Linked DNA regions of Homo sapiens: regions 2 and 3 are each linked to region 1. The links are chromatin loops, found by intact Hi-C in ENCODE. Cell type or tissue: Caco-2. All regions are shown on one strand. Links, peaks and the distances in the headings refer to the core of each region. The heading gives the core; the rest is flanking DNA.

Region 1 (10,702 bases), core at 3,669-8,668:
TCTGAAGAAATGTTAAGGACTTAAAAATGAAGAGGTTTTTTTAGCATTTGAGTGAAGATTTGAAATTTTAAGAATCTGCATTTATATATACCTTTCTTTTCATTTGATCCATTTTTTTATCCTCCCAAGAGCAGATATTATTACTCTCCCCCACCCCCACTTTTTTTTTTAACATAAGAAAAAACTGAAACTAAGAGGATGTAATTTCACAACACGAAATAGCAAGGCCCTGCTCTTTTTAAAATCTGAGTTTTCTACCGCCACAGCCAGTGTTTTTTCCATCACATTGACAAAGGAGGTTTGATCTGAGTTTTTCGTGTTCTAGGACTAGTAAAGGTAGATTTTCTATAGTTTAAATACTTGATGCCTAGGAGGAAACTTTTTCTTGCATGGTGGGAAATTTTTCCCAATAAGCCAAGAGTCCAGCTAAAATGGGCCAGTGCATCTCCTGCCTCTGTTCTTTCAGCCCAACAGACCAGCACTTTCGGTGTAGATAACCAACACAAGCCTTTTTCATTTCTGGGAGGTGGTTTGTTTGGGGACAACATTAGGGTTTTTTTTTTTTTTTAAGTGTTTCTCTTTATATTGTAGCATGTACACCGCTTCAGAAAATGACAGGTTAACTCCATCTCCCACGGATTCTCCTAGATCCCATCAGATTGTCCCTGGAGGTCGGTACGGCGTTCAATCCTTCTTCCCGGAGCCCTTTGTCAACACTTTACCTCAAGCCCGCTATTATAATGGCGAGAGAACCGTGCCACAGACCAACGGCCTCCTTTCACCCCAACAGAGCGAAGAGGTGGCCAACCCTCCCCAGCGGTGGCTTGTCACGCCTGTCCAGCAACCTGGGACCAACAAACTAGACATCAGTTCCTATGAATCTGAATATACTTCTAGCACATTGCTCCCATATGGCATTAAATCCTTGCCCCTTCAGACATCCCATGCCCTGGGGTATTACCCAGACCCAACCTTTCCTGCAATGGCAGGGTGGGGAGGTCGAGGTTCTTACCAGAGGAAGATGGCAGCTGGACTACCATGGACCTCCAGAACAAGCCCCACTGTGTTCTCTGAAGATCAGCTCTCCAAGGAGAAAGTGAAAGAGGAAATTGGCTCTTCTTGGATAGAGACACCCCCTTCCATCAAATCTCTAGATTCCAATGATTCAGGAGTATACACCAGTGCTTGTAAGCGAAGGCGGCTGTCTCCTAGCAACTCCAGTAATGAAAATTCACCCTCCATAAAGTGTGAGGACATTAATGCTGAAGAGTATAGTAAAGACACCTCAAAAGGCATGGGAGGGTATTATGCTTTTTACACAACTCCCTAAAGAGTTATTTTAACCTCAAAAATTAGCTAACTTTTTGCAGATGGACTTGGTGGTGTTTTTTGTTGTCTTCTTTGCCTAGGTTGCCAAAAAGATGTTTGCCTTCCACCTTGATGCATCCTGTTTTGTGCAATTCTCTAAAAGAAGGTGCCAAAGCTTTTTGATTGCTGCAGGTAACTGAAACAAACCTAGCATTTTTAAAAAATAAGATTAATGGAAGACTTTAAGGTATTTTAAAATTCGAAGGGTATCCAAGGTTCTGTATTTATTTATTGGGGAGACACTAACCCTTCAAAGAAGCAGGCTGTGAACATTGGGTGCCCAGTGCTATCAGATGAGTTAAAACCTTTGATTCTCATTTCTATTTGTAAATTCTTAAGCAAATAGAAGCCGAGTGTTAAGGTGTTTTGCTTCTGAAAGAGGGCTGTGCCTTCCGTTTCAGAAGGAGACATTTTGCTGTTACATTCTGCCAGGGGCAAAAGATACTAGGCCCAGGAGTCAAGAAAAGCTTTTGTGAAAGTGATAGTTTCACCTGACTTTGATTCCTTAACCCCCGGCTTTTGGAACAAGCCATGTTTGCCCTAGTCCAGGATTGCCTCACTTGAGACTTGCTAGGCCTCTGCTGTGTGCTGGGGTGGCCAGTGGGACTCAGGAGAGAGCAAGCTAAGGAGTCACCAAAAAAAAAAAAAAAAAAAAGGGAGAATTTAAAAGTGTACAGTTGTGTGTTTAGATACACTATAGAATAATGTGGTATATATTGTACAAATAGTCTACATAGGTGTCTGGGATAATGTAAAACTGGTGCTTTGGCTTTGTAAAGAATTTGCAAATCACTTAACAGCTGCAGGGGCAAGGGGAGAGTTTCATCATCCCCATGATATTTGGGAATATTCTGTTTACTTCTTAGATAGTTAAGAATGTATTCAGCTACTATGTACTAACTTGAACCGTGTTTAAGGAAAACTCCTATTTCATCCTCTTCTTGCGCCATCCCCTCTCCCTAACTTGGTAATGTGAAGAAACTAAAACCTGATACCACAGCTCCTATAGGCATTTTAGAGATCTTGGATTTTTATGTACAGTCTTAGTCATTTTTAATAAATGTGGTTCAGTAAGGGAACGGACATAGCTCTGTCTTCTGTGCTGTTGGGGTTTTCATCTTTGCTTTAAAGATCTCATTTTGCTTCCTCCTGTATCGTTTTCAGCTTTAACAGTGCCTCACCCATCCCCTACCTCCACGGAAGGCTCTAGAATCTCTAACTGGATACTGTAGTCATGCGGGGGTGGGGATGTTTTGTTTATCTTCTTTTTTCCTTGAAGTGGAATGGGGCTATTTCCTTACCCCACTGGGAAGTCTGGACAATGGGTGTTGGCGGGGCGGGGGAGGGGGGCGGGGGAACGGGGGAGGGAAGATTGCTGCCGATTGCCCACATCAGACTTAACCAAGCCTCGAAAACCTCCGCTTCTGGCTCTTGGAGACCAGGCTCTGTCAGAGCGCCTGGCCACTAAGTTCTCTGGGCTTTTTTCTAGGCTTACTTGGGGCCACCCATCCTTAGGCCCACCTAGGCTCCCTGGGAACCCCCGTGGCCCTTTGAGCGCCCACCAGTTCAGGGTCCCTGGGGCGCGGCGGAGCGGGGGGCTGCACACAGCTCAGCTTCTGCGCCCACCTGCGGCTTTCTTCTGAACCCAGACGCTGCGCACCCGCCGCCGCCGGCTGCCGGCCTCAGTAGCTGCAGTCAAACTCCGCCCGGACTCGGTCTGAGGCGCAGGCTAGGGACGGGCGTGGCACTTACAAAGGAGGATTCCAGTCGTTCCGTGCACTGCCGCTCTGCAAACAGTGACCTTGGAGCAGTTCACCTTGCGCTTAGTTCCGTTTATTTGGCCCACGCTCCACGGGAAGACGAAGGACAGCCCATCCCCTGGCTGAACCCTGGGAGGTCCAAAGAGTGGGGTGGAGGGTCCCCTTTGTCCCCCCAGCCAGACGTCCCGCCAGGCTTATCTGCAGACGGCTTCAGGCCCAGATTGCAAACCTTTCCAGCCCCCTCCTGGACCCTCCCGGGGTAAAGGTCTAGCTGGGAGGATCATTCTGCTAACTGTGTAGCGCGGAAATGCAGCTGCTAAGAGGATTAGCTGCTGGGAGGCGAGCAATCAGCCGAGACCTCCTCCCCTTCTGCGCCCAATTAAGGCCGCCAGGACCTTGTACCTCGACTGTCCTGTCTCCCTTCCCCTCCGTCCCTCTGGGGCCCGAGTTCTTCCCGCGCCACCCGTGACCTTGGGGGCTCGAACTCCTGCTCCGCGTTTCCGAACGGCCTACTCAAAACACTTTGGCAAAGGCGCCCCGAACTTTACCGGGGAGCCAAGGACAAAAGCGTTGAAGATGTGCTTTTTAAGATATATGTACTGTGGATGACTGATTTAGATTCCGGAAGGGAGACTCATAGCCCCCCTATCCTGGTCAGCGCCTTCCCCACACCCCCAACAGCCCCCTTACATCTGCATCCAACCACCGAATATTGGGAGATGCGATGGAATTTCGAAAACAGTGCTCTCCTATTTCTGCCCTCTAGAAAGCCCCAAAGTGCTAATCACTGCCGGGATATAGCAGATTCTGGCCCTAGTCTATTTCGGGTCCTGTATGTTTTTGCATCGTACAGTAAAAAAGAACCTGGTACTTGTGAAAAGTCCCTCACAGTGTTTAATAGAAACGTAAGTGGCTGAGTGGCCCCAATTAACACCTTATGATAAGGCATTCCTAAGATGGAGTGTCAGACACCAAATTGTGAAGAGATGTATCTAATTAATCCTCCTAGGATGACACCGATAAACAAGCCTCTATTTAAATAAAGATCAAGGGCTCGGCGCCCGGTTTGTTTACATTCTCCGCCAGGGTCTCCTAGTATGCACCGGTGCAGGCGGTGTTCCCTGCCCAGGGAGGAGATACTGGCTCGGGGGTCTGCTGGCTCGTCCTGGTTCACATCTCCGTTCTTGCCCCAAATAAACAAAAAACCACAATAAAATCAATAAATTGCAATGAAACAGGAAAAAGCAGTGCAAAGAGGACCTGACTCGGAGTTGGAAATACTGTTATTTGCCGTTTTCCACTGGTGTTCTTTCCATCACCAAACACTTTTTGGTTGTTGGTTTGCGAGGGAAAAAAGGAAGAAGGGGGGAAAGCAGCCCACATGTAGCCTCTAGAATTCTTTTCTGCTCTGGAGAGAATTCGGAGCAGGACCTTCCTCCGGTCCCCACCCCGCCCCGGCACGAGTTCGCTCTGGGTGGTTCCAGAATTCCTCCTCCTGGGTGTAGAAGCTGGGAATTGTCGGGATGTAGAGTAGCTATCCTGGGGGTGGAGTGGGGAGCCGCAGACGTCTGGAAGGGAAACTGGGAAAGGTGGGAAGAGTCAGAAAGAACTTGAGGAGGAGGGGAAGCAGCAGATTAGCGCGCCATATTTTCAGCCCATGTTTGGGCCGGATTTGGAGCCGGTTTCAAGTCTGCAGCAACGTATCTTCCAAACCTTCAATGGAGAGTTTCGAGGCTCCAAATCTGTTTTTGGTCCCGGTTTCCCTTTTTACAGCCGTCTTTGATTCGCTTTAAACCTAGGTGAAAGCAGACTCACGGTCTTCCCTCTCCTCTGCAGTCTCTTCTTTCCGAATTAAACCTGCGTAGGGGGAGGAATGTAATTTTTTAAATCTCTGCGGGTGTCATGGAAACGCTCTGGAATAAAAACTTCCCCGCATTCCCTTTGATTTTTATGGACATTCAGCTAACAGTAGGAACAAAAATTAAGATCTTTCCTTTCCCATTCGCCTGGACACTTATCTTTCCGGCTCGCGCCGCCGTGTCCTCTACCCGGCTACACAGCGACTCCAAAAGTTTAGCTTTCACCCCGCGGAGATTTCGACAGCTCTGGGAGGCTCTTTTTAAAAGGGAATTTGGAGAAATCTGTTGCTGAGCACGATTGAGTCCCACTCTATAAAATACCCATCACCCCGCCGTCATTCCTCAAGTTTACGCTTTCAAATATGCGAACCCCAAGGTCCAGCCCGGGAGTAAGCCAATCCCAGGACCCGGTCCACCGGCGCGTGTCTTGAAAAGAATGTCGGAGGTCAGATTCTCTCCTACCGCTTAGAGGCCTCGGCTCAGCGCACACATTTGGGGTTCGCAGGGCTTCCGCGCGCCGGAACCCGACCTGCGCTGGATTTTCTTCCGGGCGCAGGAGCTAAGCGATATCTTGGACAGTCTGAAGTTACAGGCACCTTTTTCTTCTCCCCCCTCTCCCCCAACAAGACGATGGGACTCCAGCCTTGCTGGTCATCGAATTTCTCCTTATTACGACTTAAATGAAAAGTAAAACACGAGACGTGGGCGAGTGCGCACACACACATCCACCCCCTTCTTCAACTCTGGGAGTCCTCTGTGTGTCGCCGAGGGCACGTATGGAGTTCGCCAAGGGAAGGATTCAGCTGCCCAAATGCTAACCAGGCCCTCAGCAATGGTCCCTAAAGTGCCCCCGCGTCACATGGATCTCTGACCGCCGCCGAAGCAATGCATTATTTCAGGCAGCATTCCCCTCCCACCAAATACACATTAAGAGACACGAGTTTAATTTTCCCCTGCCTCCTTGAAAAGCTCCGAACCCCTTCCTATAAGCCCTTGTGGGGACAGCAGGGCTTGCACAATGACTTTTGTAACTTTAAGTTCTACCCAGGTTTCCCCACACAGTTGGAGTGGAGGAGGACCCCACGCCTCACCCTTGGCCTCCAGGTCCCGCAGCAGAGTTTCCGCGCGGGTCTGCAGGCTCCTCTCTCTTCTGGGCCGCGGGCAGCCTTCGCCATCTGGTGGCCATGGAGAGTAAGGATCTCCCCAGCCGAAGAGAGCTCCTCCACTCTTAAAGCTGCTGCTTTGTCAGGTCCTGAACAGTTCCGTCAAAAAAAAAAAAAAAAAAAAAAAGAAAGAAAAAAAAGGACCCAGTGGCGCGATCTCACTGCAACCTCCGTCTCCCGGGTTCAAGTGATTCTCCTACCTCAGCCTCCCGAGTAGCTGGGACTACAGGCGTGCGCCACCACACCTGGCTGATTTTTGTATTTTTGGTAGAGGCTGGGTTTCACCATGTTGGCCAGGCTGGTCTCCAACTCCTGACCTCAGGTGATCCACCAGTCTCGGCTTCCCAAAGTGCTGGGATTACAGGTGTGAGCCGCTGAGCCCCACACTCCTACGCTTCTTTAAAAGTTTTTTAGTGTAGGGGAAGGAGCCTGGAATTTGGAGTTCTGTGACTTAAGTTCTAGTCCGCCGCCCCTTACAGCGGCATTGTCTTTAGCTTCACTGAACTTCATTTCCTCATCTGTGAAGTGGGGATTCCAACAGCACCTATCCCGGCAAAGAGTACTGAGAAGGAAGAAATGAGATTATAAATTTAACTGTTTTGTAAACTGTTGAGTAGTTCCGAATATTAGTAGGTATCACTAATTACTAATTTTATAACATGTATGATAGTAAACTTAGATGCATTAGCAAAGGAAAGTTTTTATTAATTCAGAAATAATTACAAATATTATGCAGTTTGAAAAAGTAGAGAGCAATGGACCCCCATGTGTCCACTACCAGCTACAATAACCATCAATCCATGGCCTCTCTTATTTCTTCCTGTAATCCCCACTCCACTCTTTCTGCCACGAATCCCGAAATTCCTGTCCTCTAATCCACAATTATTTCCGTACACAGCCCTTAAAGAAAAGGACTCTTTTAAAAAAAAAAAATATATATATATATATATATATATATATATATAACTGTCATGCTATTATCTCATCTAAAAAATCAACAATCATTTCTGAATATCGGGAAATATCCAGGTACGTTTTTCTGGTTGTCTCATAAAGTTGTTCTTGTTATTCTTTTTGTTTGCTTGTTCCTTACAGTTGTTTGTTTTAATCAGGATCCAAACAGGTCCCACACATGTGATTGATGTATCACTTAATTCTCTCAGTCTAGAACTCTCCCCTCTCAACTTTTCTCTTTTATTTTTCCTTGCAATTTATTGAAGAAATTGGGGCATTTGTTCTGTCTAGTTTTCCAGGTTCTGGTTTTGCTGATTGCAGTTCAGTAGTGTTAACATAGTCCTCTGATTCTTGTTTTTCCAACAAAGTGGTGTTTTATTGATCTGATCTAGATTCCACTTTTTTTTAGTAATAATATTTTATAGGTGGTAATATTCCATGAGGAGGCTCATGATGTCCAGTTGTCTCTTTTGGGGGCAGGTCTTTGTACATTGATGACTGTCAGTTAGACCCACTATTTCATTAAGGGGTTGGCAAAGGAGGTAAATTCCAGTACAGCTATTATTATCAATTACATATACATGAGAAAATTTTACTCAATGACACTTTGAATGTGACATTAAACAGAGTAAGCCAAAAAGCCAAGATCTCTGCTCTTTATATATCATCACAGGAAAACAGAGAGGCCTTCTGGGGAACATGAGACACAGAAACCTAGGTGTAAAATGGACAAAATGCATAAATTGGTAAGACTTAGTGGATGAAACATATTTATTAAGACAGTCTAATATGCCCCAAATTGCTAAGAAATCACATTAAACCAGTGCATATCAAAGTGATAAAGTAGGTTTCCATCTGTTTTTCTACTCTCAGGGCAAATTGTCAATTTCCTGATGCCTTTAAAAATATATTTCAATAACTCATAAGGAGGAGCATCATATGGAAATCATAAGTGCTAAAAAAAGGACTATTAAATAATTTGGTTGTTAAGCAGGGAGGGGAGTGATTTCATCTACCACAAGAGAAGTGGTTTTTTACCACTTTATTTGGAAATGATTGAGGGAGGAATCTGAGGGAGAGAAAGGTCGGGGGAAAGTCCAAGTTACTATCCACAATTCACAGCCTAGAACTTCTAGAACTGGAATGGAGTTGGTTACTGAGAGAGACCATCATGGAAATTCAAAGAATAACAAGGGTAGATTTGAACATGTAGATACCATTGCCACCATCTTGTTCCCTTCCTCGTCCCAGACACCAAATTGTAGACTATTCCGCAAAACTTCAGGCAATCAGAATGTTTCCTGCAAAGGTCTTAGATTGCCACCATTTCTTCTTGAAATGACTCAATATTAATGCCATAAGTATATAGCCTTCTGTTAACTAGCACTTCTTCCTAAATCCCTAAATCAGTCATCATTCCTTGAGTCACCGAATTGGAGAGCTGGGAGGCACCTTAGAGACTGCTCTAGTTCTATAAACCCCACTATACAGAGGCAAGAACCAAGTATCACTATGGTTTTGTGGTTTGCCAAGCCCCTTGAGGAACTCATTGGTTTGGCAGTGTATCATGGGTTAGACCCTATACTTTGGACATACAATATTTCAGAGGCTTGGGAAATATGTTTAGTCATGAAAACGTTAAATTCAAAAGCATAGTTTTTATTATTGTTTATGTTTTTCAGAGGATGAACAATATTTGAAATCCAAATGTATCCATGATTAATTTTTCTTCTTTTTCTTCTTCCTCTTCTTTTCTTCTTCTTTTTTTTTTTTTTTTTTTTTTTTTTTGAGACAGGGTTTCACTTTATCACCCAGGCACAATCATAGCTCACTGCAGCCTCAAAATCCTAGGTTCAAACAATCCTTCTACCACAGCCTCTTGAGTAGCTAGAACTACAGGTGCACACCACTATGCCTGGCTAATTAAAAAAAGTTTTTTTGTAGAGATGGATTCTCACTATGTTGTCCAGGCTGATCTTGCAATTCAGGGCTCAAAATCCTCCCACTTCAGCCTCCCAAAGCACTGAGATTATAGGCATGAGCCACCACACTCAGCCTTTTTTTAAGCCTATCATGGAGTGGTGCCTTCTTCATTGCACACTTTGGCCTATATAGCTTTGGGGTAGTGAATCCACAGAATATATGTTCTTCACCCTACATATTTGCTGGTTTTCTTAATCTTGGCAGGCAAATTTTGTCTTTATCTTACAGATCTAAAACCCAAGAATGATCTTTGGTATTTTACTTCTTTCAGGATTCAAGTTCCTCTGGTAAAAAGGCTTGTTGTTGATATAATTAACCAATAGTCTGTGCTCATCACTAAATATTTAGAAGACCACAGACACAGACTACATAGCTGTTATAGAAGAGCACAGAGAAGCATGAGTTAAGTTAGTGTGCAAAAATGTGTATACATGCTTGTATGTAGGAGTGTGTATTTGTGCCCCAGAGCTAATAACATTAAGCTGAGATTACAGAGTGTAGAATACAACTTGGAGAAAATGGTTAAGATGGTATCTAATATTTCCATTAGGGACTTTTCTGTTCAGAGCTGTCAAAACAGATTCTGTGAATTGACTAGACTATGGAAGGTGATCATAATGATATTGATGAAACACATAACTGAAAAACAGAATTTAAATAGAAGAGAGTCTCTAGAAATACAACTAAATCTTAATCTGGAGATACATGCCTCAAAATAACTCTCTCCCATTCCTTTTTCCCTCTCAACAAAAACAAACTCACTGGAAAAGGACAATCAAACATTTCCAAGCCTTGCAATGCCCTATTTCCCATCGGAGTTTCGGGAAAAAAAAATGTATGAGTCACATTCTTAACCTGGCAATAAGGTCCACGAGGTATTTGGTTTCTCTGTGTTTGCCAGCTTTCTTGTACATAGGCGAGGTTGCCAGATCCAAAGAGAGAGTAGTGTGGATAAGACCATTTGACAAAGGCTGCAGCTTTAGGAAGAACTTGACCAACCTTTAGTAAACCAGCAAGAAGGAGGCCAGACTCTCTCCTTCCACCCTCAAATCCCCTCAGTGCCCCTGTTTGGCTGAACCCAGTGAGAATCCAAAGGGCTAAACAATCTCTTGATGCAGTCATAGAGGTCAGCCTCCTCTATAGAGGAGGCAGGATGGCACAAGGCAGGACAGAAAAGAATGAAGGGTGAAGCTTGGGGGCAATGAAGAAGAAATCCAGCCCACCTATCACCCTCCAATGTCTTGACTGCTAAAGGATACTCTTGAGAGTACTCTTAAGTACTCTCGAGTTGTTTTGAGATTCCCCAAAGAGGATGTTTCAAGAATAGCTGAAAAATTTGGGTTTTTATGTGAAAATCCCCCTACTTTTCAGTTTTGGCACCCTACTTGAAAAAATTAAATAACCAAAATACTCCTGTGAGGAAGATTTCACTACGGAAAGCTTTTGACCACTGATCTAGAGCAATGCTATGATTTTAATTGAATTTCAAAAATGTCAAAAGCATGGCCGGGCGCGGTGGTTCACACCTGTAATCATCCCAGCACTTTGGGAGGCCAAGGCAGGCAGATAGCCTGAAGTTGGGAGTTTGAGACCAGCCTGGGCTATATGGTGAAAT
Region 2 (10,702 bases), core at 2,706-7,705, 230 kb before region 1:
AATGAAGTTAAAATGAAAAAAAAATACAAAAGATCAATAAAACAAAAAGTTGGTTTTTTGAAAAGTTAAAATTGACAAACCTTTAACTAGACTAATTAGAAAAAAAAAGAGAGAAGATCCAAATAAATAAAATAAGAAATGAAAAAGCGGGCATTATCATGGATATTGCATTTAAAGGATCATTAGTGTTTACTATGAATAAAACATGCCAATAAATTGAAAAATCTAAAAGAAATGGACAAATTCCTGGGTTCATACAACCTACCAAAATTGAATGAGGAAGATCCAAATAAACAAAATCAAAAATTTAAAAGGTGACATTACAACGGATATTGCAGAAATTCAAAGGATCATTAGTGGCTATTATGAGCAACTATATGCCAATAAATTGGAAAATCTACAAGAAATGGACAAATTCCTAGATACATACAGCCTACCTAGATTATTATTGGTCTGTTATTGAATAGACCAATAACAAGTAATGAGATCAAAGCCATAAAAAATAAGTCTCCCAGTAAAGAAAAGCCCAGAACCTGATGGCTTCATTGCTGAATTCTAACAAACATTTAAAGAACTAATCCCAATCCTACTCAAACTATTCTGAAAAATAAAGGAGAATAGAATACTTCCGAACCCTTTCCATGAGGCCAGTATTCCCCTGATACCAGAACCAAACAAAGACACCTCAAAAAGCAAACAAACAAACAAAGAAAAAAACTATAGGCTAATATTCCTGATGATTATTGATGCAAAAATTCTCAATAAAAATACTAACAAACCAAACTCAACAATACATTAGAAAGATCATTCATCATGACCAAGTAAGATTTATGCCTGGGATGCAAGAATGGTTCAACATATGCAAATCAATCAATGTGATCCGTCATATTAACAGAGTAAAGGATAAAAACTGCATGATCATTTCAATTGATGCCGAAAAAAAGCATTTGATAAAATTCAGCATCCCTTCATGATAAACACCCTCAAAAAACTGGGGATACAACGAACATATCGCAACATAATAAAAGCCATTTATGACAGACCCACAACTAGTATCATACTGAATGGGGAAAAACTGAAAGCCTTTCCTCTAAGATCTGGAACAGGACAAGGATGCACAATGTCACCACTGTTATTCAACATAGTACTGGAGGTCCTAGCTAGAGCAATCAGACAAGAGAAAGCTATAAAGAGCATCCAAGTTGGAAAGAAAGAAGGTGAACTATCCTTGTTTGCAGATGATAGGATCTTACATTTGGAAAAATCTAAAGACTCCATAAGAAATCAATTAGAACTGATAAAAGAAATTCAGTAAACTTGCAGGATACAAAAGCAACATATAAAAACTAGTAGCATTTCTATATGCCAACAGTGAACAATGTGAAAAAGAAATTAAAAAGTAATCCCATTTACAATAGCCACACATAAAATTAAATACCTAGGAACTAACCTAACCAAAGAAGTGAAAGATCTCTGTAATGAAAACTGTAAAACACTTACGGAAGAAATTGAAGAGGAAACCAAAAAATAGAAAAACATTTCATGTCCATGGATTGGAAGAACACTATTGCTAAAATGTCCATACTGTCCAAAGTAGTCCGTAGCTTCAATGCAATCCCTATCAAAATACCAATGACACTCTTCACAGAAATAGCAAAAACAATGCTAAAATTTATATGGAACCACAAAAGACCCAGAATAGCCAAAGCTATCCTAAGCAAAAAGGACAAAACTGGAGGAATCACATTACCTGGCTTCAAATTATACTACACAGCTGTAGTAACCAAAACAGTGTGGTACTGGCCTAAAAAAAACACCTAGACCAATGGAACAGAATAGAGAACCCAGAAGCAAATCCACACACCTACAGTGACCTCATTTGCAACAAAGGTGCCAAGAACATACACTGGGGAAAAATAAACAAGTCTCTTCAATAATTGGTGCTGGCAAAACTGGATATCCTTATGCAGAAGAATGAAACTAGACCCCACCTCTTGCCATGTAAAATATCAAATCAAAATGGATTAAAAACTTAAATCTAAGACATCAAACTATGAAACTATTACAATAAAACATTAGGGAAAAATCTCCAGGGCAAGATCTGGGCAAGAATTTCTTGAGCAGTACCCCATAAGCACAGGCAACCAAGTCAAAAATAAACAAATGGGATCACATCAAGTTAAAAAGCTTCTGCACAGCAAATGATACAGTCAATAAAGTGAAGAGACAACCCACAGAATTAGAAAATATTTGCAAACTACATATCTGACAAGGGATTAATAACCAGAATATATAAGGAACTAAAACAACTCTATAGGAAAAAAATCTAATAATTCAATCAAAAATCAGCAAAAGATTTCAATGGACATTTCTGAAAGAAGCATGCAAATGGCAAACAGGCATATAAAAAGATGTTCAACATCGCTAATCATCAGAGAAATCTGTTCTGAGCAAGTTAAAAATTCTCAAGCACATTTTTGATGATACCTCAAAATTAATTAAGAGGTAGAATTAATTAATTAATTAAACGGAGAATATTAAATTAGTTACCACAACTTTTCATAGACATAGATTCTGTTGTGCAAAGTTATCATTTTCTTTATAAAGATCTTTGGATTTCAAAAAAAAAAAAAACTGAAAAGGCAAAATCTTAGGCCTCACCCCAGAACCAGAATCTGCATTTTAACAAAATCTCCACATGACTGATATATACATCAAAGTGAGAAGCTCTGATCTGGTGGGATTAAATTTCACCTATTGATTCATTTTAAGCACTGAAATCATTTCACGATCATCTTACAGTTGAACTTACTGTATGAAACGGCGACTCTTACCACGAAAAGGGTAATTATGTGAGATGATAGATATGTTAAATTGCTTAATTGTAATGATTTCACTATGTATGTGTATGTCAAACATCATGTTATATACCTTAAATTTATACAATAAAGCAAAAAGAAAAAGGAGGAAAAGTGAAATTAGATCAACTCTGGTTGAAGAGAGTCAAGGAATCCTTAGCCCACCTGCTTGCCCCGAGCTAATAACCCTGAAGCGACTAACGAATCTACCCCATTCCTCCAGCCCCCACCAGGATTCCAAGAAACACAATCTGAAATCTAAATTGGCCCAATACTCTTTTAAAAAATTAAGTTTACAATAAAAACCAGTAGTCAAGGTGGCAGGACAGACTTCTCGGGAAAAAGAAAAAAGAAGAAAGAAAAAGAAGTCCTAACAGACTCACTCCTCTGCTCCCCATAGCCCATTGCCTGCCCTAGATTCACTGTCTTTTCCCATCGTAGCCCAGGCTGTCTATGCTACACTTCATCTGACAGCACAGAGCTGGTCTGTCCCAGTGCACACTGCAAGGAAGAGACATTTCTCGGCACCTGTGTGTCTGTAGGTGCCTCCAGCCAAACCCTGCATTTGAACCATTGGAAATGCAGCTGACCTTCCCGTAGGAGCTGACATCCTTCACTCATAGCACTCATTGGGCAATCAGACAGCATCCCAGTGACATTCTCCACAGCTGCTGGCAATGGCCTTTAATTCATCTGGTATTTAACCAGGGTGAAGCATCCTCTGGCTGTAACATGTTTGTTGGTGTGAGCTGAGCCTGGCTCATCTTCCGCTCCCTCAAGTTCAGGGTTTCACACCAATTTAGAGCCTGCCAGCAATACAGCCATTGTACAAAATACTCTCCTTCCATATTCAGTGTGTGTTTTTGCATTTTTATCCTTTCGGTCACGTCTTGGTCAACGGAGAATCACAGAGTAGAGCTGGAAAAATATCATTTTACAGATAAAGAAATAAGGCCTAGAGGACCATACAACTTGCAAATAGAGTCAGGATGCCGTCAGTCTTTCTGATTCCAGATGCATTTCTCATAGACACATATTATCTCAGTATTAGAGTCCTCATCTCACATCAGGTCAAAGCAGTGTTCAGCCAGGCCTGGAAATCACAGAATATCTTTTAACATCTTAAAGAAACCATGTATTTTTTTGGTAACCCCAAAATATCCATGCAACCGTGTTTATATCTCTCTCCAGAATCTTCTTAGCATGAGTTCTCACAGAGGAAAATGTGAATAAATATCTCTGAATGTAGATTTTGTAATCAAAGCAGGGCCACGTAGGAGGAAACATAGGTATGTGTATGAGAATTCTAATAGTTTTTCAGTGGTTCATAAGCTTCTGACTTGAACCTGTTGAGTTAATTAATCTATGTCACTGGAAGGAAGGACACTCATAAACAGCTCCCATTAGTGGGGTAAATAGGCCCATGACAGGCCCAAAGTCACAACTTTGAGTCTCAGATTCTGCTGTTAAGCTCTTCATATTTCTATCCCACAAGTTTTTGACTCGTATTTGGTCATATTAGTAAAAAGGCGCTCTTCCTGAAAAGTGGACAAAAGCATCACAAACACTTAAAAGAGATTTCCCCAATCATGAATAAAGAAGTGATTATTTTGGCTAATCACCTATTCTAAATGACTTAGCAAGTCCTCATCAATCCTGGTGTACACTCTTGAGAAAACTTATACTTCTCTATAATTACTTGATCAGTATCTCTTTCCCTACTCAACTGGATTCTCCATGAATATGAAGGCTTGGTCTTATTCAAAGCCCTGTTCCTCAATTCCTTTTCACAAGATGCCCAATAAGTATTTTTGGAATTAGTGATCTTTGAGTCAATTTTCTGTTATTGCAAAGATATTGGTTAGAATTATTGTTATTGTTATTTGCAAGTAACCAAAAACACATCATGCTTAAGCAAAATAAGAAATTTATTCCTGCACCCCAGGAACAAACTGAAACCAGGGGATCTTTCTCACTCTCTTCACCACTTTCTTATTCCTACTTCTTTCAGTTCCTTCCTTTTCCCTTGCCTAATTTTCTTTCTCACTACAAATCAGCTTTCTCTGTGTCTCAGTCCACAGGCAAAATTTTACACATCTGTATTTCAGCACCTGGAAAAATATAAAAGAGATTTTAAATCCAATGTCAAGTTTCTGAAGAAGGGACTTACAAGACAATCTCTTTCATAGGGGGAAAGGAGAGGGATCACATTGTGTGGGCGGCTGCTTTCATGTTAGCCATTTGGGTGAGTTTGCCACAGGGCAACTCCTAAAAGGAGATCCACTTCAGGGGCTTTCTATTTTTCCGCATTTCGTCTCGTGTGAACCAGTTGTTCATTTTGTTAACTTTTCCCTTTTTATATTTTTTATTCTTTTCTTTTTTCTTATCAATACTTCATAATTTAGAGTAGAAACCCCTGTAAATATTTTAAGTAAAAGGAATTTAACACAGATAATTAGATGCCTATAAAATCCCTGGAAATTCTATAGGAGCAGGCTCTAGGCTGGCCCCCTAAAAACGACTCCTAAATCATCACAGAACTGGTCCTTAAAAGCTGCTGCTATAATACATCTGCCACCATCAGGAAGAACACGCCACTGCAGCTGAGACCAAAGGAATAAGAAGTCCCCACCGTTCCAGCCCAAATGTCTCCTGACAACCACAAAGGTGGGGATGAGACCCTGGAATGTTACTTTAGACCTCACATCTCCACAGCTGTACCTAAAACCAAAAATGAAGAGCCAACAGCAGCATCTGGCACACTTCTGCCTCTAAATCCTCACAGGAATGCATTAATGGGTGAATCTATTTTGAATCTACCACCCTACCTGCAAAGGAGCCTGGGAAATATCCATTTTTACCTTTCTACCTCTGATGTATTGGAAGGCACATGAAAAGGAGATGGCATAAGATCCTAAGTGCTACTTGACCATGACACACACACACACACACACACACACACACACACACGAGTATGTTCAGAGAGATTTAAATTTTTAAACACGTTGGCCAGTTTTTCTTATTTGTCATTTTTCCCATTGCTTCAAAACTTATAATGTCATCTTATTCCAGGGAGGTTTAATAAGTATTACATCCTGGTTTCTTATTATCTTCTTATTGGTACTATCATTTGATAATAAGACAGACACAAAAACACAAACATAAAAATGTTTGCTGGGAAATTATTGGGGAATGATTATTGTATTTTTTCTCAAAATTATATTCAGCACTATTGTTTTTAGAACCAGAAAATCCCCACAGTGATCAGAAACAATGTGCAGGCTAATACAAATTCTACTTTGGCATTTTTGGCCATTGTAAATGGCCATGGGCAAATCATGTCACAGGACTCTGATGTGCCATTTTTAAATGCATAGGTGAGAAGTTATCCTCAACTCTGGTCTATTCTCAAAAGACAGCTGATGACGCAGAATGCCACAGGATCAGGAAGAGCAAGGCAACTCAGGTGTCATAGGCACCAAGTGACATTCCCTATTTCATTTGAAGCTTAATGCAGAAATGATTTTTATTTTCTTATAACTATTTACCTTGAGGCTTTCTAAACTCTTTGATTTTTTAAAAGTCAGATCCATTAAACCTAGTCAAAAGCAGTCATTTTATTTGGTAGTTAGAAGAAAACTCCCACACGCAGAGATTTGCTTTCATCACACCATATTGGCATCCTCTCCCTCCTCCTTGCGGTAAGCCAAGGGGACTGAATGCCAGTCTATGGAAGATGGTTTTCAAGAAGCAGTGTCTGTCTTTCCACACAAGTCCTGGGGCCGTAGATGGAATTGTGGTCCTTGCAGCTCCCTCAGTAGTACAATTTGTTGCTTTAGTCAATTGAGGGCTCGCTCCAGCTGTTACAACCTTGAAGAAAGCAACCTTCTCCAATGTGCCTTTCAAAGGACTTCATGTCTAAAACACCAAAAGCAATGGCAACAAAAGACAAAATTGACAAATGGGATCTAATTAAACTAAAGAGCTTCTGCACAGCAAAAGAAACTACCATCAGAGTGAACAGGCAACCCACAAAATGGGAGAAAATTTTCACAACCTACTCATCTGACAAAAGGGCTAATATCCAGAATCTACAATGAACTCAAACAAATTTACAAGAAAAAAACAAACAACCCCATCAAAAAGTGGGTGAAGGACATGAACAGACACTTCTCAAAAGAAGACATTTATGCAGCCAAAAAACACATGAAAAAATGCTCACCATCACTGGCCATCAGAGAAATGCAAATCAAAACCACAATGAGATACCATCTCACACCAGTTAGAATGGCAATCGTTAAAAAGTCAGGAAACAACAGGTGCTGGAGAGGATGTGGAGAAATAGGAACACTTTTACACTGTTGGTGGGACTGTAAATTAGTTCAACCATTGTGGAAGTCAGTGTGGCGATTCCTCAGGGATCTAGAACTAGAAATACCATTTGACCCAGCCATCCCATTACTGGGTATATACCCAAAGGACTATAAATCATGCTGCTATAAAGACACATGCACACGCATGTTTATTGCAGCACTATTCACAATAGCAAAGACTTCGAACCAACCCAAATGTCCAACAATGATAGCCTGGATTAAGAAAATGTGGCACATATATACCATGGAATACTATGCAGCCATAAAAAATGATGAGTTCATGTCCTTTGTAGGGACATGGATGAAATTGGAAATCATCATTCTCAGTAAACTATTGCAAGGACAAAAACCCAAACACCGCATGTTCTCACTCATAGGTGGGAATTGAACAATGAGAACACATGGACACAGGAAGGGGAACATCACACTCTGGGGACTATTGTGGGGTGGGGGGAGGGGGAAGGGATAGCATTAGGAGATATACCTAGTGCTAAATGATGAGTTGATGGGTGCAGCACAGCAGCATGGCACATGTATACATATGTAACTAACCTGCACATTGCGCACATGTACCCTAATACTTAAAGTATAATAATAATTAAATAAATAAATAAATAAATAAATAAATAAAAACACAATATAAAAAAAAAAAAGACTTTGGTGAGCCACTTCCCCCACCTTGATTGTGGGCAATTATGTGTGGTCTGCTGAAGGAGGAAGTTCATTGATACTGTATTCTAAATCAGTAGTTCTCAATCTTTACATCAAAATAAACTTTAGAGATTTAAAAAAAAATTATATAGATACTCCCAGAGATTCAGATTCAATTGCCGGGCATGGGCCTAAGTATCAGTATTTTTAAGCAATCCAGGTGATTCTATTCTGCAGCCACAATTGACAACCACTGCCTAAAATTTTAACCAGCTATAGTGACCAATTTGTCCTTGTTTGTCCAGGTTTCCTCATTTTAAAACTGTAAGTCTCATGCCCAAGGAAGCTTTCAGTCCCAGGTAAACCAGAACAATTGGTAACCCCAGGCCTAGAAGTCTGTGCTCTCAACCTCCTAAAGAAGACCTGAGTCATATAAATCATATAAATGCACAGGCTCTGTAATTATGAAGAGGAAGTAGCACTAGGCTCACAGTCCAAAAACCCAAGTTTAAGCCTTTCTTTTTGCCATTCCTAACTATGCGACTTTGGGGAGAGTCACTTAACTCCTTACAGATTGAGTGTCCTCAGTTCCCTGCTTCTTCACTGCCATGTCATTATGGGGATCAAATAACAGCTCACATACCAGAAGAGGAGACTGAAGTTCAAGGAGGATAAATGACAATGCTGGGGTCATTGAGTCCGTAAGACATGTGACCTGACTTCCAGGCCTGATTGTCTTCCACTGCAGCTGTCATGTAAGAATGCAAAGAGGGATTCTCATGGCTACGACTGACCTATGAATCACCATCGCAGGCTGAGAGCAAAGCAGCGGGCCATTCACATTCCACACACTAGCTTCAGTGTGTATATTTATGAACTTTTCTCTTTGATGTTTATTTTGAAGTAGGATTGTCTGTATTCAATGTGTTTGGAGGAGATAGCTTAATTTGCCCCAACTTCCAGCTCCTGGGGGTGGGTGTAGACTGTGCCTGAGCAGGTGCTTGAAGGGAAAATTTCAGCTACCTCTCCCATCATTGTGTTACAACTGCCTACAGTATTCAGTACAGTAATATGCTATACAGGTTTGTAGCCTAGGAGCAATAGGCTACACCATTCAGCCTATGTGTGTAGCAGGCTATACCATGCAGGTGTGTATTAGTACACTCTGTGATGTTCAGATGATGAAATCATCTAATGATGCATTTCTCAGAACATCTACCCATCATTAAGCAATGCATGACTGTAGTTGCCTAGTGAGAATCACAAAATCTTTCTCTAATTAGAATTTGTACTTAAAGGATATTACTGTGTACCTTTAAAATAGCACACAAGCCACATAAAATGTAATATTCAACAAAACATATTTGCTAATCCAGTTCAAATAGAAAAATAATTTTTAATATTAAATTAAATGCTATTTAATATTTAAATTATCATTAATATCATTTTGAATATTTTTATGGGCAAGATACTTTATATAATTACATTTCATCATCATTATTGTCTTCTAAGGCATTATTACCTCATTTTTAAGAAGAGAAAATAGGCTCTGTGAGTTTAACTGACTTGTTTGGTGTCACTTAGCTAGATTGCTGGTAGGGGAGGGACTTGTAATTTGCCTGACTACCATTTTCTCTTATTCTACACATTCTACCTAATGTCTAAATAGTTCCCTCAACAGAATCTATGTGTTTCTAGGATCACTATTTATCCTTTGTCTCCTATCACCTAGTACATAAATGTTTAGTATCTTAGAATCCCAACTTTCCATATATTTCACCATATACCCCTTTAAATTCTCTATGAAGTGTCTGACCAGATCACAGACAAAGGAGAATTGGGGCTAGACTTATCAGTCCCTTCTCTCTAACTCAGTGAATATCTCACTACCATTGACCAGCTGGATGTCAGCATGTCACACATTATTCTGAGAGCGTAGTAAGAGCCCCTCAGGTCGGCAGATAATCAAGAAACAGTGTTACGAGAGTTGACATCTTATGAATAATTATTTTAAAAATCTGTTCATTTATGTCCCTTCAACTCCAGATGAACGAGTTGGTTCTACCAAGTTGCTCAGTCAAACTGTGATGGGAACATTTCTTAAACAAGATGCCAGTTGCCCTTATTTTTTTAAAGCAACTTTATCCAAGGGCTATATTGTGAGAGTGTATTGTTAAAGAGTATATGAAAACTGAGTGTAAAACAGGGAACTCTTGGACTCTTCCGGGAATTCCTCTTAGAGTTGTTGGGCCTTAGTTCTTTTCCTGTTTCATATCAGCATCTAAACATATCTAAACATAGAACAGATACAGTAAAAATATGGTATTATAATCTTATGGGAACTCTATTATATACATATATATATATGTAGTCCATTGTTAACTGAAACATTGTTGTGTGGTGCATGATTGTATATTATTTTATGTCTATTATGCAATTGTCTTCTAGATTGGTTTCAGAAAGGCTCAGGTCTTTGTTATGATTCTTCCCTATGTTAGCTAAGTGGCCTTCACAAAAGCAACCTATGTGGGACAGGATGTTTATTTTATGCATAAAATAGGACAATCTTACCCTTCTTACCTCACAGGGTTTCAGAAAAAGGCCAAAGAAAATGTGTACAAAGCTGTAAAGTACAATAGTAATGAGAAAGATCATTATTCTGAAGAGTCCTGTGAACTCCTGAAATTCACATCTGTGGGCTTAGAGAAGTAGGTTTTCACTGGGTATATAGGCTATAAACCCAGAGAAATCTTGAGACATCAGGGTTGAACCAAGTCCGCCTCCTGGGGTTGAACTGTCTTCTTCCATATCTTGTGGGGA
Region 3 (10,702 bases), core at 2,979-7,978, 420 kb before region 1:
GAGGAGATTACGTGTTTGTTCTGAGGCTATGTAAGCTTGAGTCATGGTTCTGCTCTTTGCCCTCCGTGCAACCTTGGAATATTTTTACTTTATTTCTTTGTTCTGTTTCCTCACATATGAAACAAAGATAATAACATTGCCTACTATATCAATTAGTATAATTATAGCTTCAGGTAATGGAAAAGCCAGGTAATTTGGCTCAGTTCACAAAGACGTCACTTGTTTACTTAATGAGAAATCTAGAAGTACATGGCTTAGGGTTAGTCTGGTGGTTCCACAATGTGAGGATTCTAGGTTCTCTATGATTTTCCCGACTTTACCTCCACTGTTGAAAATGGCAGTGGTGGCTCCAGAAATCTCATTTTCATAATTTCAAGTCCAAAATCTGGAAGAAGTGAGACCAGGTGGGGGTGTAAGACAGAGAGAAAACCCTCCAAACATGTCTCTCTTCTTTTCAAAGGAAGAAAAAATGTTTCCAAGAATCCCTCTAGCAGATGTTCTTCTATGCCTTCGTAGCCAAAATGGAATTCCAAGGCCACTTCTAGCTGTAAGAGAGGCTGGGAAACAAAGTATTTGGTTTGATATCCTCTTTAGCTGGAGAACAGGCAAGAAAGATGGCACTAACAAAGCTGAACACACCGGCATTGCAAAGGCTGTCTACCAATTGCTTAAGTCCGATGAGATAGAATACATGTACAAGTAGGACAAAGTAGATTATTATTTTATCACAGATTTATTATAGGCAGCAAGGATAAACAGAAGCCTAGAAACCAGAGCAAGCCAGCTTCCTAAGGCTCAGGAAAGCTGCCCAGGGTGGATGGAGTTCCGTGTGTGCATGTCCCATGTTGCACCACAACTGAGGGACCCTGAAAAGCATGCTGCCCTGGGTTTATATAACCTGGGTGACATTTGGCACGCTAAGCTCAAGCATTGCAGAACATCCTGTTCTAGGAGAAACGAGGACACAGTTTGGGTTGTTCTGGGCATTTCCTCCTTATCTCAGGATGTTGAATTCTCGGTACATTCTGCCTGAGAATTACATGCAAGAGAGGGAAGATCTGGGTCAGCCAACATGATCTGTCATCTGGAGACCTGCCCTCTTGTACATCTCAGAATATTACTGTAAATATTAAGTGGGAAGAAACGTGAAATAATTTCCATGGCATGTAAACATTCAAAAATGATAACAATTATTTGTCATCTTTATTTGCACAGAAGAAGAAGCATTTTAATGGAGAGACTTTTTGTGATGCGTGTACAGAGGACATTATTAGTGAAATAACAGCAAACTTGCTATTAATGAGATCTGCTCAAAATCTCTATGAGGTAGTGAATGCCCCATCATGAAGATTTTCATGCAGAATTGGGATGACCTCTGTTCTTCAGGTAGGAACTTGGATTAGATATGTCTAGGATTTCTTCCAGTTGAAGTTCCTGTGATTCTACAATAGGGTAGTCTGAGGATCAAGATACAAATTTCTTCTCTTATCTTAAAATGGACTTAATTTGCGTTTAGATAAATTGCAATGTTCTGGCTAGATCCAAATTTCTAAAATGAGGAATATTAAAAGTCTAACCATTACAACTCTACTGGCCAGTGTGATTCATGCATCATTTTCAGAGAAGAGAATAGCTGCTTAGATACTGAAAGGTACAAAATGATAGTATTTTCTCTTGTTTAGAGGTACAGAATCCACTTTATTTTTAGATCTTGACATTCTAAATACTTATATCTCTTCAAGATAAAAAAAGAACATTGTTTATTTTAGTCAGTATCTTTCCCTTTCTCATTTGTTTATACATTCTTAAAATAACCATATAGTTCTCATTTATCAAACTTCCCTATTGCATGTACATTCTTTCTTCCTTCGTTAGGATTTGGTAAGAGTGCTATGAATGTGTTAGAATGGTGTAAATGATACTTGCTGTGTATGATTTTTTCCCCCTCCCCAAGCCTGCCAGGGGAGCGAGGTGTTAAATCTCATGAGATTCTTTTACCAAGTCCAAGTTTTAAATAAATGAAACTTGTACAGACTCCAACATACCATCTTGAGATAACCTCAGGCCCTGAAGTGTATCGACAAGCAGAATGATCTCAGCCAAGTTGTAAAACTGTCTTTGAAAAGAATAGCTGGATGAAAAACATTAGCAGCAACTGAATCAAGAGAAAACGTGACTTCAAACTGAAAGGCACTCTCATGGTAAATACATAGTAAAACCATGTTCTGCAACTTCATATTTTCGTAATGCTTTAAGCTACCCAAGGAGCCCATGCAGATATGCAAAGCTACTCATTGAGAAGCTCAGCTTATCCCTACATATGCCATCACCAGTTTTTCACTTAACGTTTTCTCCTCAACCCCTTTCTATTTGGCTTCCATTCTACTACTCACCAACCACCTTCAGTTTGCAAAATCCTATGCAGATCTTACCTTAACTTTTCAGCATCATTCAGTAAGGTTAAAAACTTTTCCTTCTAGATGGTTTTGGTGGCACCAGAGTCTTCTTGTTTTCTTCTTTCTTTTTTAGCTGCACTTTCTCAGTAGTATTTGCTGGCTCTCCTTCCTTTACTCCAACTCTTACTGTTGTAGTTTCACTGATCTTGGATTGAGTTCCTCCCTTTGTTTTCCTATTTATACTCTCTGACTAAGGTTCAAAATTGTCTTTATCTGTTGTAAAATCTGTGTTTCAAGACTAGAACTTCTCCTCTAAATCCCATCTATCTGATGACTGATAGATTTCAGACTGAACATGCTTAGAATAAAATGCTTAGCCATGGCTGTTCCCTGCTCCCTGGCCACAGTTGCCATACACCTTCATCCTTCCTCAGTTTTCTCATGGTAAATGTTACCATCATCCACTCAGTTAATAATACCTGAAACCAGGGAAATGGTCCTGAAATTAGTCCTTTTTTAAATATCACCTTCACATGTAGCCAATCAGCAATTCCTACAATTTATATTCCAGAATATATGTCAAGTCCATCTACTTTTTCCACCTCCACCGCTGTCACCTAGCTCAAGCCACCATCATCCTTCACCTATTCTATTGCAGTAGCCTCCTAGAAGGTCTCCTAGCTTCCTTTATTAGCCCTGTACAAGCCATTCTCTGCATGGCAGCAGAATAATCTTTTAAAAACTGAAATCATACCAATTACTCCTTACCCAAAAGTATTGAAGGGTTCCTGTTGCATGTTGAACAAAATCTACACTCCTTATCATGGCCTATGGAGTGCTTCATGTTCCCAACCTTGGCAATGTTTTTTAACATGCTACCAGTTCTTTCTGTTTCTTACTAAGTCCAGCTCACATTGACCTAACACACTAACCTCTTTCCTGTCTCAGGCCCTTTGCCCTTGCTGTTACCTCTCTTAGAACATCCTTTGTTGCTTTGCATAGCCCATTCCTCCTCATTCTTCATTTCTCAGCTTAAATGCCACTTCATCAGAGACGCCTTTTTCAAAAACTTTACCTAAGTTTTTATTTGTTTTTCTTTTTTCCTGAGCTGATAGGAAGACAACTCTGTTATCTTTAGGATTTCAGATGCTTTTAGAATCAAACCTGGAAAGGATACAAAAAGCAGAAGCAAAACCAACATTTGGGAGAAGAACAGATTAAGGTGAGAAAACCTCTCTTGAACCTTTCAACTTTCTAACAAATACGATAAATTCTGAAGCCACTAGGGATCTGGCAGGTAACTAAAATGAATGTGATGAACTATGTGTAGGAAGCTTGAGAGTAGTGAACTAGAAACCAAGTGCCCATGTAAAGATATCCAATATCTAAAACATTGTTCATGACAAGCTAAACGAGGGATGAATCTGGCTTTTGAGTTGCTAGTTTAAGATCCATATGTAGACTTTTTTCTTTCGTTGGATAGTTAAGAATATTCTTAGGTATATAGGCATCATTTTAAACTTCCGTATGCACATACCAAAAATCATATCACAATCATTTGATCAACATTGTTTATTGGCCCTTTAGATGTTTTTCTTTTTTCTATCAAAGTTTTTTGAGAATTACAAATGTTAATATTACATAAGCAATATTTATCGAACCTAGTTTCCAAAAAAATCCTTACGTGCAAGCCACAGCACTTGAAACTGATGTTCAAGGAGGTCCATGGAAGAATTTGAAGCAGGGGAATAATCTTTTCTCTTTAGGTCATCACATTTGTGTCTTAGAAAAATCATTCCACAGCAGTGTGGAATAAGGATTAGAATGAGAGGAGGCAGGGAAAGTGACTAGAAACTATTGTAGTAATTTAGATGAGAACTGACGAAAGCAAAGGCAGTTAGATTGCAGACATGGAGAAAGAAATAATAAGACTAGAGAATCTAGGTGAAGAAAAGCTACAACAGGCAAGTACTAAAGTTGTAAGTTTGCTAACAGTTACGGTAAAATGGGAAATAAAAGATGTTATTCAATAATGATTATCTAGTAGAAGATTACACACCAGTCAGGAAAATCAACTTTTCTTGGACTCCAAGAGGAACACAGTATGTCACACTATAAAGGAATATTGCCCTACAAGGGACACTTGGCAAGAAAATGGCCATTTCTTATCACAGCACCTGATGAAAAGCAAGGGTAATATATTAGTTCATAATTCAGAGATGCAGGTCCATAGAGAACTAAAATAATATCATATAGGCATGTTTTTATAATTTAGCTAATATGAAGAGAGAACTTTAAAAATCTAGGAGATGAATTAACAGCATGTTCTTTAAACCTATGTTTTCCAAACTGCAAATTATGACCTACAATTTGTGAGATCTAGATAGTAGGTTACCAACAGCACTTTAAGGAATGAAAAAATGGATTTCATATGTATTCATATGTACATGTGTACAAATAGAGTATTTGTATTAAGGGTAAGTACTGTAACATAAAACTTGTGTGTGTGTATATGAGTGTGTGTGTGTGCATGTGGAAGTGTGTATACCTGTGGCTGAATACATCCCTTACTGCACGTTGTAGTAAAAACAAGTTTGAAAAGCACTGCTTTAGACAATTTTCCAGTATGTCTCCTCTTGACTACGATTCTGTCTGAGATTGCTGTACAGTGTAGAAGGGTGAAGAAGCTCTGAGCTGCTGTTTAAAGGCAGATTTGCAATCATACCTCTTTAGAGATTATGAGAAAACTGACGGCCTCCTAGTTCCACTTGAAGTTATGCCCAGATGGAACCAGTTCCTCTTCATAAAACACTTCAAAGCAGCTAAGGCAGGGCAAAGTCCATGGATCTGTTCAAATGCTGAAACAAACCCTTTGTTGAAGCTACTGAATCCTGTCCCATAGACTCAATGTGGCCAACTCAGAAGTTTAATTTTAAGTAGGAGCACATCCCAGTCAACATACCAGAATGTACTGGTGTTGAGATACATGTAGATTAGGGCCACCTCCCAGAATTCCCCCAAGTGTGAGACAAGTGAAATAAATGTGTGAATACAATTAGGTGGATAAAAACTAGGGAGTAGCGGGGACATAGTGAATTAGAAAGTGTGTGACTTTCTAAAGCTGTTCAGCTAATACACAGCTCCAGTTCATTGTTGTGTGGGAATGCATCTCAGTGTTTCCAGTCCTCCCCAATTGTCAAAAGACCCAGAAATCCAGAATTTTTATGTAAAATAATTAAATATTGGCAACATATCTAAACATTTTAATGATGTATTACAGGACAAAAAATTCCATGGGCAAGATTCATTCCAGTGGCTCCTGATTTTGCCTCTTTTCACCTAGATCAGATTTTTTTTTAAATCAGTGAGTTCCTTTTTTTGAATAACATTTGTGTAGAAGTCTAATAAATAAACACATGACCAAACAAAAACACTCCTCTTTCGGGGTGGGGTGAGGCTGGAGCCACAACCACTTGCCTCTTCTCTTTCTCTTTAGCCCTGCCCCAGAGATCCCCCTGTTCACAAAATAGAGAAACCACAGATCTAAATGCAAAAAGTATGGTCTCTTTGTGATAAGATTCTTTTTTTCTTTAAATTCAAATTGGCAATTTGCCAGCAGGTTCCATTTTTCTTGAGGATATTCTTATAATAGTAAGATTACATCATCAGCATAGGGAAGGATGCTTGTCTCTATGTTTATCTATATGTTGGGGCATATATAGGAGAAAATATATAGATCTTTTGAGCCAGAATAAATTACTTAGGCAAAAATTATAAATAAAAATGTTTAGGTGCAGTCTGGTTTTAAGCCATTTAAAATTAGAATTGACTCTTTCAAAATCCATTCTGGTATTGCCATATTGATTTAGATAAACATTTAAAATCTGAGATCTACACCAAAGTCATGTAAGTTGGCCCACAGAGCAGCCTGAGATTCCTTGTGGAATAAGGCAGAATGTAAACAAAAAGCCCAGAGATTGTCCTTATCTATGGAATCAAAAGCTGATAATAGATCACAAAATACCTGGGGAAATAGAATTTTTCATAACTAAATTCCCATAAAGTGAAGGGGATAGGACTTTGAGCCCCATAGCTAAATGACATGTTCAAAATCTCACTGTTAATTAGTCATGATGTGGGACCAAAATCTAGCTTTTTTTTTTTTTGAGACAGAGTCTCACTCTGTCACCCAGGCTGGAGTGCAGTGGAATGACCTTGGCCCACTGCAATCTCCACCTCCTAGGTTCAAGCGATTCTTCTGCCTCAGCCTCCCAAGTAGCTGGGATTACAGGTGCCCGACACCACACCCGGCTAAGTTTTTGTATTTTTAATAGAGATGGAGTTTCACTATGTTGGCCAGGCTGGTCTCAAACTCCTGACCTCAGGTGATCCTCCCACATTGGCCTCCCAAAGTGCTGGAATTATAGGCATGAACCAATGTGATGGGCCTATGGCTCTTTTAATGCTCTTCCCATCTCCTTAATATGGTGGCAGAAATGGAAATTGACATACATTGAAATATTATTTATTCTTTTCATATATGTCCTATACTATTTATTGCAGAACTATCTTCTATCTACTTTTCTGAGCACAAAGTTCCTCAAAATAAAAGCAGCTTTTGAATAGAGATAATCTATCGATATTTTCTCTCCCTTTTCTTGCCTCCTGCCCACAATCCCCTTTGTGCTAACTTCTGCTGAACTCTTGACCTTGGGTAAAGATGCAGCTTTGCGTGAATTTTCGAAAGTGACTTTTGGTGATTTAGCTGCTAAATGTGTATGATAGAAATCCAGCTTACCTTGGAGGCTCTCAGGGTTTTTAATTTACCATGCCAGAAAGCAGACCAGTCTGGGGAAATTCAGCTAATGTCTCCCAGCTGTGCAGGAAAAGTGTGAACGGCTCTGTCAGAAAAGCTGCCTCTTTCTCTTCTTTTCCAGACAGTAGCTTATATTGAAACATCACTTCTCATTTGCTGTTTGGACAATGGTGATGGAACTGCTGCTTTATTGCCCACGGAGAAGCGAAGTGAAGAGTCTAAAGTGGGTCTTGCAGTTACACTGGACAAAAGAAGTTTGAAACTGAGGCTTGGTCCTGAAGAAAACATAGAGAAGCCTGACAGATTATATATATTCACAGCTTTGACTTAAAGGTTGCTGGTTGACCAATAAGTAATACAAGAAGAAATGGTCTTTTCTGGAATTGTCCTTCTTTCCAGGTGAGCAAATTAAATGCCATCACTTAGTCCTGGGAGCAAGCCAGCATTTCTTGGTGAATTTCCAAAGCATGTTTGTTAGAATGTTGGAGCTGCTGCATGATTAAGGCTGTTAGAATAAGTGACAGAAACTTAGAAGGCAAAAACTTTCAGAGAGAAATATTAAATTTCAGCCACAGGGCAATAATTGTCAACCTTAATGCTTTATCAAAAAGCAGATACTGAATGACTACCTATGCTTAGCATGATTTGTAGCAAATACTGTTGGTTGCCTCTTGGGCAGCTGTTCCCTTTACTTCTTCTTTCCTCTATCATGACCACCTGTCATGATAGAGGCCGAAAATTTTGGAGACTTGCTTTCCCAGCTTCCTTTATAAGGAGGGTTACTCATGTGACATAATGCTGACCCATGAAGGAAGTTTGGTGGCTTCAGAGAAATATTTTTCTTCATGATTAAAAGTTATATAAAGAGGGCCAGGTACGGTGGCTCATGCTTGAAATCCCAGCACTTGGAGAGGCTGAGGTGGGCAGATTGCTTGAGCCCAGGAGTTCCAGACCAGCTTGGTCAAAATAGTGGGACCTCGTCTCTACAAAAAACACAAAAGTTAGCCAGGCAGGATGGTGCACACCTGCAATTCCAGCTACTTGGCAGACTGGGGCAAGAGGATGGCTTGAGCCTGGGAGGTCATAGCTGCAGTGAGTTGTGATTGTGCCACTGTACTCCAGCCCGGCTCGCTTCATGAGAGTAGTGACTTCCTCAGTTTTGTTTATGGTTATGTTCCCATGCTTACAATAATGCCTGGTATTTAGTACTGTCTCATAAAATTTACTTACTAACTGAATGATTGCATGCAAATATTTGTGAGTGACTGTGATGGTTAGAACTGCAGCAGCCATTTTGCAACCTTGAAGCAACCCATATGACAGGAGCCAGCACCCTGAAGATGGCATAGTGGAAGGTCTTTGATGACACCATTGAACAACTGAGACAGACTTGTGGAAAATTACCTCTTAACTTCTTGTAATATTATATAACAAATTCCTAATATTTAACTGCATTAGTGGCCAGGCATGGTGGCTCATGCCTATAATCCCAATGCTTTGGGAGGCCAAGGTGGGAGGATCTGTTGAAATCAGGAGTTCAAGACCAGCCTGTGCAACATAGGAAGACCCTGTCACCACAAAAAAATTTAAAAATTAGCCTGATGTGGTGGCACGTGCCTGTAGTCCCAGCTATTCAGGAGGCTGAAGTGGGAGAATCAACTGAGCTGTAGAGATGGAGGCTGCAGTGAGTCATGATTGCACCACTGCAGTCCAGCCTGGGCGACAGAGCAAGACGTGTCTCAAACAAACAAACAAACAAATAAATAAGTTGCATTCATTTATTCATTCAACAAATATTTATGGAGTATCCCTTTTGTCCTAGACTTTGTTCTAAGCTCTAGGGATACAGCAGTGAATAAAACACAGTTCTTATATCCATTTTAACAGAAAGCGACAGACAATGAACATATTCATTGTGTGATTAGCACAATGGAGAAAAAGCTAAGTGAGGAGAAATAGAGAGTGCCAAGCTGGGGAGGGGTTATTGTTGCTGTTTTACATAAGGTGATCAGGGAAGACCGTAAGGAAAAAGTGACATTTAAGCAGGAATAAAGGAAATGAGGGAGGGAGTCATGCCACTATGTGACTTGAAATAGCATTTGGGCAGAGGGACGAGAAATGTAAATGCTCTGAGGTGAGAGCTTGCATGGTGTGTTTGAAGAATAGAAGTGGCCTGTGTGATTAGACCAAAGCCAGTGAGTGAGGAGAGTGGTAGGAAAGAGCTAATGAGGTAGTGGGCAGCCAGCTCAGAGGAGACTTGTAAGCATTGGAAGGACTTTAGCTTTAATCTGCATGAGATGAGAAGCTATTTGGGTGAAGGGACATTTAAGCAAAGGAGTGACAATCTGATACATTTTTAAAGGATACCTCTGGCTGTGGTATTAAGAATAGACTATAGGGCTTGAGTGGAAACAGGGAACCGTTTAAGACTGAAATAACACAGGCAAGAAATGATGGTGGTTAGATCAACATGAAACGGTGAAGGTGGTAAGTGATCAGATTTATACATATTTTGGAGGTAGAGCCATATTTTCTAAAGCACTTTAGATGAAAGACTATGACTATATGCTTTTGTTTTCGAGATTTTTAAAAATGTTATTTGCCCACTCACTCCCTTGCTCATCCACTATTTACCAAAATGTTCCAAGGCATATTTTCATAAGCTTTTTTTTTAGTAATTTGCCACTTTATATTTAGCATTAAACCATCCTTAATGATGATTATTACTTCTATAATAATCACTTTTGACCCCAGAAACATTCCTGAGAAGAAAGAAAACTGCTTATGAGGCCAGGTGTGGTGGCTTATGCTGTGATCCCAATGCTTTGGGAGGCTGAGGTGGGAGGATTGTTTGAGCCCAGGAGCTGGAGACCAGCCTGGGCAACAGAGAAAGACCCCATATCTAAAAAAAAAAAAAAAAAAGCAAAAATCACCCAGGCATGCTGATGCACACCTGTAGTCCCAGCTACTCAGGAAGCTGAAGCAGGAGGATTGCTTGAGCCCAGGAATTTGAGGATGCAGTCAGCCATACCACTGCACTCTAAGAAAGAAAGAAAGAGAGAAAGAGAGAGAGAGAGAGAGAGAAAGAAAGAAAGAAAGAAGAAAAAATTAAAAAGCATGCTAATTTTATCTCATATGCACAATTTTAAAGTATCCAGGTCTACTTTGGATTTCTTTCCAATATTGAATGCTAGAGCTTGTTATCAAGTTAATTTATAGAGTCCCAAGTCTTTAAGAATTGAATTACTTAAGATGGTCTTGTCAAACTTTCTATTTTAAAGATCGAGGAACTGAGGCTCTAACAATTCCTGCGAGCTTTGGTTTTTCATTAGCATAATGAATTAATAGTGCTAAATGTTCCTCCAAGGGCACCTCTATTTAAAAATTTAAGTTTATTATAGTGTCACACTTCCTTTAAATATCCCAAGCCAGTACAGCTTGAATTCCATTTTGCTTGACAGACATCAGGAAATCCGTATGTTGACAATGT

Evidence for each region. Hi-C counts contacts between places; a loop is a spot of excess contacts. Peaks named below come from ENCODE experiments on the same cell type or tissue, not always from the same donor. Only the 100,000 strongest peaks of a DNase experiment are listed, where the experiment ranks them.
Region 2: a loop joins it to region 1, with 5 times the contacts of the local background. A loop is called at or near these places in 3 of 110 quality-filtered maps.
Region 3: it touches region 1 in a loop (2.2-fold over the local background); 2 of 110 quality-filtered maps call a loop at or near these places.

The regions. Positions count from the first base shown.
Region 1 is chr3:27,707,698-27,718,399 of GRCh38, reverse strand. It overlaps LINC02084 (long intergenic non-protein coding RNA 2084), which reads right to left and starts at 5,481. Exons shown (of 2, transcript XR_007095851.1): 1 at 5,358-5,481; 2 at 4,000-5,243. It overlaps EOMES (eomesodermin), which reads left to right. Exons shown (of 6, transcript NM_001278182.2): 6 at 592-2,447. The coding sequence ends at 1,330. It also overlaps the pseudogene KIAA1143P2. RefSeq lists enhancers at 3,415-4,311, 4,983-5,668. In Caco-2, for the core only: a CTCF peak has its summit at 6,139 (motif pointing left); a DNase peak (open chromatin) is centred at 6,149; H3K4me3 peaks cover 1,285 bases; H3K27me3 peaks cover 259 bases.
Region 2 is chr3:27,938,055-27,948,756 of GRCh38, reverse strand. No RefSeq gene overlaps it. Among named protein-coding and RNA genes, the nearest start is that of LINC01967, 85 kb to the left of the region's middle. RefSeq lists an enhancer at 8,249-8,841. In Caco-2, for the core only: a CTCF peak has its summit at 5,401; no DNase peak of the experiment used is centred there.
Region 3 is chr3:28,129,710-28,140,411 of GRCh38, reverse strand. LOC105377008 (a long non-coding RNA gene) reads left to right here and starts at 3,412. Exons shown (of 3, transcript XR_940674.3): 1 at 3,412-3,618; 2 at 7,334-7,611. In Caco-2, for the core only: no CTCF peak of the experiment used is centred there; no DNase peak of the experiment used is centred there.